Linked DNA regions of Homo sapiens: region 1 is linked to region 2. Evidence: chromatin contacts called from ENCODE Hi-C or POLR2A ChIA-PET data. All regions are on one chromosome and are shown on one strand. The core of a region is the stretch at or near the end of the contact, and the rest is flanking DNA. Distances in the headings are between cores, read along the strand shown. Region 1 overlaps MACROD2 (mono-ADP ribosylhydrolase 2). Region 2 overlaps MACROD2 (mono-ADP ribosylhydrolase 2).

Evidence for each region. A loop is a pair of places that touch in the nucleus more often than their neighbours do. ChIA-PET counts read pairs that join two places held with the same protein, here RNA polymerase II (POLR2A). Pooled maps may share reads with other maps.
Region 1: a loop to region 2 is called in a map of PC-9, with 11 times the contacts of the local background. The contact joins two enhancer-like sites. A Hi-C loop is called at or near these places in 3 of 168 maps with a recorded cell type or tissue (HepG2, MCF 10A and PC-9) and 2 of 50 pooled maps. POLR2A ChIA-PET finds 5 or more read pairs at or near these places in 1 of 52 experiments (HepG2).

What each region holds. Positions count from the first base shown.
Region 1 is chr20:14,983,575-14,989,921 of GRCh38, forward strand. The region is part of intron 5 of MACROD2 (mono-ADP ribosylhydrolase 2); the gene reads left to right. Among named protein-coding and RNA genes, the nearest start is that of MACROD2-AS1, 57 kb to the left of the region's middle. Within about 2 kb of position 2,642, at least 12 of the 41 ENCODE cell types and tissues checked have a DNase peak (open chromatin) inside an H3K27ac peak, as active enhancers do; they include PC-9, where a contact is called at or near this core.
Region 2 is chr20:14,876,840-14,882,394 of GRCh38, forward strand. All of the region lies in intron 5 of MACROD2 (mono-ADP ribosylhydrolase 2), which reads left to right. Among named protein-coding and RNA genes, the nearest start is that of MACROD2-AS1, 50 kb to the right of the region's middle. Within about 2 kb of position 2,217, at least 4 of the 41 ENCODE cell types and tissues checked have a DNase peak (open chromatin) inside an H3K27ac peak, as active enhancers do; they include PC-9, where a contact is called at or near this core.

The sequences.
Region 1 (6,347 bases), core at 1,392-3,891, 110 kb after region 2:
GGGAGTTTCCCTGCACAAGCTCTCTTCTCTTGTCTGTCACCGTGTGAGATGTGCCTTTCACCTTCCACCATGATTGTGAGGCCTCCCCACCAACATGGAACTGTAAGTTCAATAAACCCCTTTCTTTTGTAAATTGCCCAGTCTCGGGTATGTCTTTATCAAGTGTTAAAGTGGACTAATACAGCATGCTAATATGTGTGTGTGTGCATGCCTACACTTGTGTGTTTTAAATAAATAAAGGTCCTCCAATAATGGTAAGTAGTAATGATACTGGTAATATGAATGGTAGTCTGTCAGTAGTAATGAAGCCTTTGTTCGGGAAATATGACTTTTGAAATGTAGAATTCATGTCAGTCATTGGAATAGACTAGTACCTTTGACGTGCAGAAGCCAATCTGATTGCTAAGGTGAAGCTCATAGCCTAGACTTGGTTCAGGGGGACTCCCTCCTGCTATTAAGGTTAGAACCAGGGTAGAAGTTGGCTGCTGCTTCAAAGGGCTGGAAACTCTGAATACCTACTTAAGTACAATAGCCCACTCCTCTGATAAGCTGTGATTGGTTTGCTTTTTTCTCCCTCCAGCACATGATTTTGATTTTACTCCTTTCAGCTTTAGAGCTGCCTTAAAGATTAATTTAATCTAATTTCATATTGGTTATAATTCTGGAGTTTGTAGGTAGGAGAGTACAATGAGGTTTTTAAGATGGCCCCTGGGATGTTCTTGGGCGGAGAACTAGTAGTAGCAGGATTAGTGACAAAAGGCAATAGGTTTTTGTTTGTTTGTTGGTTGGTTAATTTTTTTTCTGTTTGTTTACTAAAATGCAGATTTCACCAAAGCAAGAATATCCGGAATAGTCAGGATGTGCTTAGTCAGTTACCTCTGTGGGCGGATGCTCCCCTTGCTCTTTTTTCCTTTCCTTTTATTGGTAACTTGTAATCAGCTGCTACTTTAGTTTAATGAGAAAAATAACAGTTTACATTACATCTAGATTAAAGAAACTGCTAGACGAACAGGGGTGGGCAAGTTGTCAATGGCATCTAATAAATAGTAGTAAGTAATTAGCACAGGTCTGATGGATTTGAAGGAAAGTAAAAAACTAGGGAAGAGGAATTGTGGATTGGGGAAACATAGCTGTAATTTGAGAATAACACATCAAGAAAATAAGAATGAAGCACTGAAGTCAGAGATCTGTGGGGACTGTGTTGGGGAGAGGGTTGGGGGCATCTCGTCTGAGGAACAAATAGAGTAGAGGAACATCTCATGCTGGGTTTGTACTCTGCTCACCCTGCTCCACTCCACCTCTCAGGCTTTTGGTTTTATCAGATTGTGTCTATAACAAAGCCAGATAAAAGTGACAAAGAAGTGCAGTTCAAGGTTCTGCTGTCCTTCCCTTGTCTCTGGGAGTTAGCAAGTCACCTTTAAATGAGAAAACAGTGTGACCTTACGTACTTCACACGGCCATTCTGAGACAAAGTTGGAGAAGTGTCATGCATCACTGCACTCTTCTAAGGGGTGGAAGGAATCAAGCATATTCCAGACCTAGGAGGGATTTCTTAGGAATTCACACTGATGTAATTTCAAAACTCCCAAGACAGCCACCACTTGTCTGGCATTAGCTAACCTATGACACTTCACTCAATTGCATTTTGAGCTCCTGACTTAGTTCATTCAGTAACGTTTTTGCCCCAGGATGCCAAAGCAAACACTGGTCCTGAACTTTGCCTCTTGAACTACATTCTTCACCATGATGCCCTTCCAAATTCCCTATAGATGTTTTCACTACTGGTGTGTACAGGAAGGAAGTTCACTTTGACTAATAACCAACTCTGTTATTTCTAGTGGAGTGATCATTTGTCTCTTCTGTCCATTGGCCTCCCTTTGATTCAAGCAGTGGGGTGTGTAGAGGAAGCTCTGCATCCACTTGACAAGCCTTTTAGGTCCCAACAGCAGTGGACTCCTTATCAGGGCTACTCATAAAAGGCTAACCTTCCAAAGGAAACTTGTCAGGGCTCAGCTGTTGGCAAGATGGATTAACAAGTGCTTCCAGCTAATGGAGTAGACATTGGTGACTTAATGAGGGTAGTTTGAAATCTTAGCTGTATTCTCTTATTCTTTTTTTTTTTTTTTTTGAGGATGATAAATGAGTTTAGTTCTTTCTTAGCTAAGAAATGCCAATGATTTATTTTTATTATTCTTATTTTTATTTTTTATTTTTTAGAGATATGGGGCCAGGGTCGGGGGCAGGGAAGGAAGGGAAGTCTCACTAGGTTGGCCAGAATGGTCTCAAACTCCTGGCCTCAAACAATCTTTTCACCTGGTCCTTCCAAAGTGCTGGGATTACAGGTGTGAGCCACCTTGCCCTGCAGAAATACCAATTATTAAAAACTCAGAGGTTGTAGTGCAACATATTTGGGAGTGGTCACACCCCATGGCCTTTGATTTTAGTCTGAAGATTGAAAATAACCTTTGGATTTTACCTTGACAAGGAAGTTGTTCCTCAGTGGACACAGACATCATAGTTGGCATAGAAACAGCTGTTGGGTTATTCCTGGGCCATTGAAGACATGGCACCTGGCCCAGTCTGAATGGTTGTTCTCTCCTGGTTGCTTGTTTAAATAAAGGTTAAGCAAAAATTCTTTTTTGGTTTTGATTTCAGGAAGAAATAAGGGAGTGACTGCAATGTTATCTGAAAATGAGCATTTCCTGTTTCCTCAGGCATTTCTTTATGACCCCCATTAAAGTTAATGAATAACCAAGTGTCTGACACAGTTGAGCGTAATATGCCTCACCTAAGGTTCCCGGTGGCTGCACATTTTTGTGGGAAATGACCTTCAGTTCCTGCAGATCCATTATTAGGCAATCTCTTAGTTATAGACTTTATCTTCCCAAAACATTCAAATCACATATTAGCCAAATCACTTAGATACCGTCCTAAGTGCTGGAACTCTTTAAGTCTTGTTAGCAGAAAAGGCTAAAGTTTAGGTAAATAAGCAGATCTGTTCCACAAATGATTCCTCACCTTAGGTATTTATGAAAAAGCTCTGATAAACTTTTGAAAGCAGAAAAAGACGTTAAAAAATCTTACTGTGAGCCTGAAAACATAAACATAAATCAGCTAAAAGATAATTTGCCTTAATAGGTAGTGGGCGATGGGGGAGGAGAGTGATCAGGGCTCACCCTGGCAAAATTGTCTCTGCCGGATGTTTCAGGTTCGCCTTCTCTCCCCGTCACCTCCTCAGAATCTTAGGAGACCACATAGGATCAATCCTTGTTCAAAGGCAAAGGCAAAAAAAGTATGACTGCAAATATGTGAAGTACGATTTGGCACGGAGTTCATTTTGGGACCCTAAGTCCTCTAGGCGGTACAGCTATATATTGCAATGGACTGAGTGTTTGACACACTTGCCCAGAACTCCTGCATACAAATGAGGAGTGGCATCCTTAACCTCAGGCAGTTAAATGTTCCATTCCCCTGAAACTACCATTTTCCAAAGAGCTTTGGAATTGTCTTAGGGCCTATTTAAATGCCATAGGAAAAAAGTTAATTTCATTTCTTTTTATGGTCCCATGTCATTTTTAACCCCTAGTAGTAGCAGTATTTCTAGCTGTTAAAAGTAAGTATTTTTGAGTCACAAATCTAACAATTGATTTGTGGCAATTTGTTTAACCTCCTAGAGCCACAGCTTACTTATTTCTGGAATGGTATGATAGTAAAATCTACCTTATGGGGCCTCTCTGAGGATTATGGATAAAGCGGTTAACACAATTCCAGGCAACTAGTAAGCATTCAAAATGTGTTACTATTATTACTGGGATTGTTGCCGCCGTTGTTATTAAACAACTTGTTCACATACCTTTTTTCACTCGACTTGGCTCAGAATTCTACCAGACTGTTCAGAAAAATCAAGTGTGTGTTTAATGTACAGTATTTTAAAGTCACAAATCCAGAGGCTTTTAAGAATAAGTTACAAGGTCTGAAGTGATTTTTGAAAGTACACTGAGCGGAGTAGATCCTGTTGAATATATTCCAGGCTCTAAAATGACTATTTCTAAAGGAGATGATGCTGTGGAATATGTTATAAAGGAACAAAAAATTACTTTACTCTGTAGACACATTTCATAGTTTTTGTGCAATTTTCTAGTTTCAACAGCTTGTCCAATATGTATTGAATATATATTCTATGAATGATATGTGCTAGATTCTCCTTGGGATGCCATGTTATAGAGGTCTTCAGAACGCTTTCATTAAGATTCATTCATATGTCAGGACTTAAGATATATATATATATAAGAAATCTCATGAACAGAAGTTTCAGAAATCAGTTCATTGCTTGCCTGAATTCAAGGAGAAAGAAGTCTTCAGAGTGAAGCTCTGGATCTAGGAGAGAATTTTCTCCTCAGCCTGTTTTCAGGAAGTGGCTTCTGTGTCCTCTGTGCTTGGAAATTGGACGATTTTGGTTAATGTGGAAGATCTTAATGAATACTTTCTAAGAGTAAGGCTATATACAGGTCAGGCACGGTGGCTCATGCCTGTAATCCCAGCACTTTGGGAGGTCGAGGCGGGCAGATCACCTGAGGTCAGGAGTTCGAGATGAGCCTGGGCAACATGGCGAAATCCCGTCTCTACAAAAAATACAAAAACTAGCAGGGCGAGGTGGCGTACACCTATAATTTCAACTACTCGGGAGGTTGAGGCAGAAGAATTGCTTTTACCTGGGAGGCAGAGGCTACAGTGAGTAGAGATTGTGCCACTGTACTCCAGCCAGAGAATGAGACTCTGTCAAAAAAAAAAAAAAAAAAAGGCTTTATAAATATCAATATCAAGTCCATCCCTCCTTGCCCTGTGTTTATGGGGAACAGTAGCAACATGGCCAAAGTCTTGCCCAAGGCGAGGTTTAAATTTTGCAGAGGCATTTGACTCTCTTACAGATTGTCTTCAAGAAACAGGAAGGAAGGGTTTCTTCAGAAACTCCTGGAGGAATCTATGTTTTTAAGTGACATTGATGCTTCATATGTTTGCCTCTGAAGATATAACTTGTTTTATTGGAGACTGAAACTACCTATTTGCTATATCTGAGAGGTTACTCATCAGTACCCACATCTGGCATTCGCACTGACCATTCTTTGTACAAGAGCTTGGTTTTAAAGGCCATAAATCTGATATCTACACTAGATTGAAAACTATCTAATAAAGCTCCTTCTCAAGCATAATTTACTACGGTGGGATGCTGATGAAACAGAAGGATTTACATATGAGTTTTATTTTTAAAAATTTATTTGTAACATCAATGTCCGGAATTTCTGCAGACATTTAAAATTATTGTTTAATATTTAAATTATTTATTCTAAAAATATACTTTCACATGGGGTATATAAATAATAAAGACTTAGATTAAAAGAAGAAACACAGGTAAGATTATGTTTATAAAAATAAAAACAATGTTTATGTAAGTAATTAATTAAAAAGTATTCTGTGAATACAAAGCAGTATCAAGATGTGTGTGTTTGAATTATATGGTTTTTTTTAAAAAGTATGTTACCATATAGCGACATATAGAATTTTAGCTTTTTTGGAAACAATCCCAATTATTTCATATATTACTTTTCTGGATGAAGGGATGGTATGGAATAATGGAATAATCAGTGGATATTCCTGATAATGTTTTAAAAATAGAGAAATATCCTGGGTGAAGAAAACTTCCTTTGGTGTTGATTTGGATCTGATTAATGATTTTGATACCAGTGGGCTAGGGAAGATCCCCAAATGCCAGTGAAACCTTGGCCTCAGCTGCTGTCCAGGCTCTTGACACCGTCCTGAGAATGAATTCAAGGATGAGTTGGAAAATAGTGGAAGTACACAGATTTATTACAAAGCAAAAAGTACGCATTCAAGAAAGGGCAGTGCAGGCAGATTCAAGAAAAGGGAGTGGAGGCAGACTCAAGAGAGAGTCAGGTGCAAGGGGGTTGGGACTGCTACCTTTATGGGATTCTGTAACCAAGGGGTAGAAGATTCATGAAGATTCCTGGAACAAGGTGGAGATTTCTTGGAACTCTGGTACCACCCATTTTTGCACTAAATATGGATGTTTCTAGAACTGTCATAGCGCTGGTGGGTGTGTAATTTAAGATGTTAATGAGCATATAATAAGGTCCTAGGTGAAATCTAGGTCAAATCCAGTGCTATGTTGGGTCCGGTCCGTTTTAGGTCGGTCATAGCTTGGTCCACACCCAGATTTTTTCAGGATCTTATCTACCCCTAGCTTCTGCAGCTATTTCAACCGTTTCTTTTTGCTAGTCATGTGAAACTGCTGCCTGGAATTTTCTATGTTCCTACAATCACCCTGTATT
Region 2 (5,555 bases), core at 967-3,466:
GTACCATGCTGTTTTGGTTACTGTGGTCTTACAATATACTTAAAAGTCAGGTAATGTGATGCCTCTGACTTTGTTCTTTTTGCTTAGGATTGCTTTGGCTATTCAGGCTCCTTTTTGGTTTTGTAAGAATTTTAGAATCAGTTTTTCTAATTCTGTGAAAAATGATGTTGATAATTTGTTAGGAATAGCAGTGACTGTGTTTGGGCAGAATGGCCATTTTAAGGATATATACTCTTCCAATCCATGAGCATGGAATGTTTTTCCATCTGTTTGTGTCATCTGTGATTACTTTCAGCAGGCTTTTGTAGTTCTCCTTGTAGGGATCTTTCACATTTTGGTTAGCTATTTTCCTAGGTATTTTATTTTTCAGGTGGCTATTTTAAGTAGGATTACATTCTTGATTTGGCTCTCAGGTTGAATATTATTAGTGTGTAGAAATGCTACTGATTTTTGTGCATTGATTTTATATCCTGAAACTTTGCTAAAGTCATTGTTCAATTCTAGGAGACTTTTGGTGGTGTTTTTAGTGTTTTCTAGGTATAGAATCTTACATCAGTGAAGAGAGACATTTTGACTTTTTTTTCCTATTTGGATGCCTTTTATTTCTTTCTCTTCCCTGATAGCTCTGGCTAGGACTTTCAATACTATGTTGAATAGGAGTGGTGAGAGAGGGCATCCTTGTCTTGTTCCTCTTCTTAAGGGGAATGCTTCCAGCTTTTGCCCATTTAGTGTGACATTGGCTGTGGGTTTGTCATAGATGGCTCTTGTTATTTTGGGGTATGTTCCTTCAATGCCTAGTTTCTTGAGGTTTTTTTGTTTTGTTTTGTTTTGTTTTATCGTGAAGGGATGTTGGATTCTATTGAAAGCTATTTTTGCATCTATTGAGAGGATCATATGGTTTTTGTTTTTAGTTCTGTTTGTGTGGTGAATCACATTTATTCATTTGCATATGTTGTACCACCCTTTCCTCCCTGGAATAAAGCCCATTTGATCATGGTGAATTAACTTTTCTGTATGCTGCTGGATTCAGTTTGCTAGCATTTTGATGAGGATTTTTGTGTCTACGTTCATCAGGGATATTGGCTTGTCGTTTTCTTTTCTCACTGTGTCTTTGCCAGAATTTGGTATCAGAGTGATGCTGGCTCCATAGAAGGAGTTAGGGAAGAGTCCCTTTTCCTCAAGTTTTTAGAATAGTTACACTGGCTCTTCTTTTGTACACAACTTTATAAACATACCTGTAAGCGTAATTTTGCAAAGATCTTTCATTCATCAAAGAGAATTCCTTTGTGAAGTAAAATGGTAAATAGTCTAAGCATCTTGCTTTCAACTTGACTCAGAGCCAAATGTGTGTAAGCATTGAGAGGGTTTGCCATTTTACATTCCTTAGTCTGAAGAAGGGAAGAAAGAGAACATCCTTAAACCCTAAAAATATTACTTGGCCTGTATGGCATTTGTACGCAAAGGTAGAATCTGAGACCTTGCATAAGATTTACTGGAAATGCTACATCTCCATGAAAGACTACATCAAGAGTGTCAAAGCATGATTAGTTGGGGCACATTCATATTTTTTTGTTAGGGAGTCTATGTCCTCTCTTTTATGTATTGTTTGACGTCAGATGCCTTTAAAGTAAAACTATAAGAATTATTAGTCATTTGATGAGAAGTAATAAATGTTATATAGAGAAACATTACAAAATAGAGATAGACTCAGGATAGGGGACCATAGAGCATACAACCATGAACACATATCATTTGCTTAAATTAGTTAAAACACAAAAGCAAAATATTTGAAATAGTCAAAAGAACATTTTCAATTCTACCTAATAATTTATTGGATGAATTCTTTTATTTTTTTAAATAGTTTACTGGCCGAGTTGATAATATGATCTATCCTAGTTATTAACCAGCAGAATTTTAATTTAGTTTTCAAGGTTCTCCATGGTCTAAACTCAACATGCCCTTCCAGGCTCAAATTACACTCTTCCAGTTCAAAGGCCCATCTGAAATGGGCTGCTTCTATTATGTTGCCCAGGCTTTCTTATCTCTAGCTCTTTGCCCTGATACCTTTGTCTTTCTACTTGGAGTACCTATTCTTTCCATCTTTAATACCCCACCTTCATTAAATGACCCTTTCTAATTACTTCCTGCATGCTTCAGCCAGATGTAATCTCTTCTCTCTGATTATCACATAACACTATTTTGTGCTTCTGTGGTTTTCACCTTACTCATCTCTGTTGTACTGACAAATGGACTGTGAGCTCCGTATTTTTTATCTTCACCCTTATGCATTGCGTAATTAAAACCTTGTACACAGTACAGGTTCAGCAAACACACACTGAATAAATTAATAAGTAGGTGAATAGTTTTGTTGTTTACATTCACTAACAACCCATTCTGATTCATGTTTACATGGACAGAAAAAGAATGAGTTGATTATTAACTAAATTTAATGTATGTCATCTGTATACCTAAATTCTTTGGGTTAATATTAAAAAAGTATTCTTCCAAGTTAGCATGAATTTGACCTATCTTTTAGAGTGTTCAGATTGGTTCACTCATGTTGACATTAGTCAGTTTTGAAATTCAGACATAAAGGTATACACATATAGATTTGACATTTGAGATTAACTTACTTTTTTCCAGTTAGATTATGGAAGAGATAAACAATGACTCAGAGGAAAATGGAGAGGCTATAGAGGTGAAATACTGTAATAATGTGGCTAAACTTGCTTGAGAGAAGATGAGACATAAGCCTGCTTTGTTAGTCCTTTCATAGAGAAATGACTCAGCACTGTTAGAGAATATGATGAGGTTACATTGTTCTTTCATCACAAACTGTTGAGTTAATGGTGGCATATATAGAGTATAGCTCTGATTCATAAGACAATTGGTCATTGTGCTTCTCTCTTTTTATTTTTTAAAGCAAATTAGTGCTTTAAAAGAGCATAGTAATCTGGTTCTTTTCATGAAAACTGATGATTAAAAACAAACTACGAAAATAATTTTAAATACACCTGGGTTTCCAAATGGACAGAGGTTGTTGAAAGTCATTTTTAAGTTCCTTCAAAGCTACAAAGTCTATGTGTTTCTCAAATTATCTTTTGCAAATCTTAGTAGGAATTAAACTTGTGCAAATCCAACCCCTGGCTCTTTTTAGCCTCGTGAGAGCAGAGTATGCATCGTGCTTTCGTTTTGGATGAGAAATATACAAACTGTGTGTTGACTGGTGGAAAGCAGAACAATGGATCTCAGCAAATTGTATCATGCCCAGCTCTGACTTGAGACGCAGAATCAATTCATTTTCAGTGTCATGACAGGATCTGAGATAGAAGTGAGTCTCTTGTTGCCATCATGAGAAAAGATACGTATGTCCACAGTTTTGGGGAGAGGGAGCATGGGAGCTGGGTGCTTCACTGCCAACACAGCCTCTGATCACCTGATATGTTACAAAATCAATTTTATCTTCTGCTGCATTTCATGTGACAATTCAAAGAGCAACATTTGTTTTTCTACTCTTTACATTCTCAACTTCCATGGAGGCATAATTGCCATGAGTTAAAGCTAGGAGGAGAGTGATCACTGCACACTGATTTGGATATAAAATCTATGGCCATTTGAAAGGGAAACCTTCAAGAGCCCACGTAATAAATCCCCGAGGAACTTAAGAGAGATGAACTGTACCTAATTGCATCTGACATGGCTAAAACACAGGGACCTCTCTAAAGAGTGTGAGGGCAGGTCCCCAAATCCTCTGCTCAGCACTATTCAAGGTTCAGAAGAATTCATGCATTTAGCTTATCTACAGCTATGTGGCAAAACACCCTTCAGCTGCAGTCAGCCTCCCTCTAATGACCAATGAGGAGAGGCCAAAAATTAAAGTTGTATAATCAGAGATTTTAAAGACAAACTGAAAAGAACTGGTGGAACCGTCTAACTTATGCCTTGGAATGGCATGCATTATTTTGTATATGATTTTGGGCCTCAGAACACAAACACAACTCCCTCCACAAAGGGGATGAGTTTGCTGGGCCAGAGTGGCCTCTTGTTGCTGGGAGCTACTGCCGCCCAGCGTGGGCAGCTGCAATCACAGTGCCCCTATCCCTGCCTGAGTGGTCCTGGAGGGTTGGAGAGCTGCGTGACTCCTCAAGACCTTTGTCACTAGCCTGTGTAATGCCTGTGCATGAGTCCTTGAAAGCAAATCCCCCAATTAGGGCCTACATGGCCTACCCTGAGGAGGGAAGAGGTGCAATACATGTTGCTTTTAACAATTCTTCATCAGGAATGAGAGGATGTTGCAATGGAAAGGAAAATATTAATTCCTGCTAGGCCCTTGTCAGTGGGATCTTCTCCCATTCTCTTCCTGCTGGAATTACAGATCCATAGGTTTTGGAGCCAGTCAGCCTGGGTTCTTTCATGCATTCCCTTCTTCTGGTGGGCTTGACCATACTAGATATCAAATACTGTGACTCAAAGTTCTACCACCTCTGTTGACTTAAAGGTCAAACCTAGAACAAGCCTTGGTCTCTAGGTCTAAGAGGCAAAATAAAAGCTGGTGAACCTTCTTACTGACAAGGCACTTGACTTCCCTGTGCCTCAGACTTCAAATCTATAAAACGAGACTCACTGTTCTTATCTCTGAGGTTTATTGCTTGGAATTGAATGGGGTAATTCATAAATTCCCTAGCCTGGCACCCCACACACGGCCTCTTCAAGAAGTTTCGGGGTAGCTCTCTTGCCAGTCAGCTGAGAAAACCAAGCAGTGAGAAGAGGGTCATATATTGACTTGGTTTTCATGCTGACAGGCTTTGGCATCTCCTCAAGCTTGTCCATACTCTACAGTGGCATTAAGAGAGTAGTGTCCTGCACTTGTGTTTGAGCACTGTGGAACATTCCTCAGGAGTTCTGGCTGAGATGCATGTGCCCCACCTTTTCCCAGAACCAGGGCCCTCTAAGTCTAAGTCAATAAAGGGACCAGGGGAAGTTCCTGGAAATTCTGATCCAATTCAAGTCCCTGCTACCTAGGTTTACCTCTTGCCTGGCCTGTCTCCCCCTAATTTCTCAGGAGTAGACTTCTATTTGTATAGTGTTTATATGGGCCAACATTTGCATATGTTCACGCATGTTATCTTCACAGCAATTCTAAAAAGACAATTAACTCTTGTTATGTCTGTTTATAAAAGAGGAAATTGAGGCACAGAAATGTCAAGTCACATGAACAAATCCCTACAGGAACCATCTTTAATAAGTGTCAAAGTAAGGAGTCAAGCTCAGGCAGTCATGCCCTTATCCCACAAATTTTGAGATTCTGCCATAGCCAGGTTTATGCCTTGCTTCTCACTTGTGATGGACTTTCCAGAGCTTGGCCCAGTCACTGAAACATGGCAAACATTGTCAATATTTGATGAGTAAAGACATGAATGAATGATGCTTTTGCAACTATCCCATTCCCTGTGCACTCACTGAATTTTTCTTCCCCTTTTTATCATCGCAGTGTTTGAAAATTTTACTTCCTTATTTTACTAGATATATCTTTGTCTTTACATGTGTCATCTCTC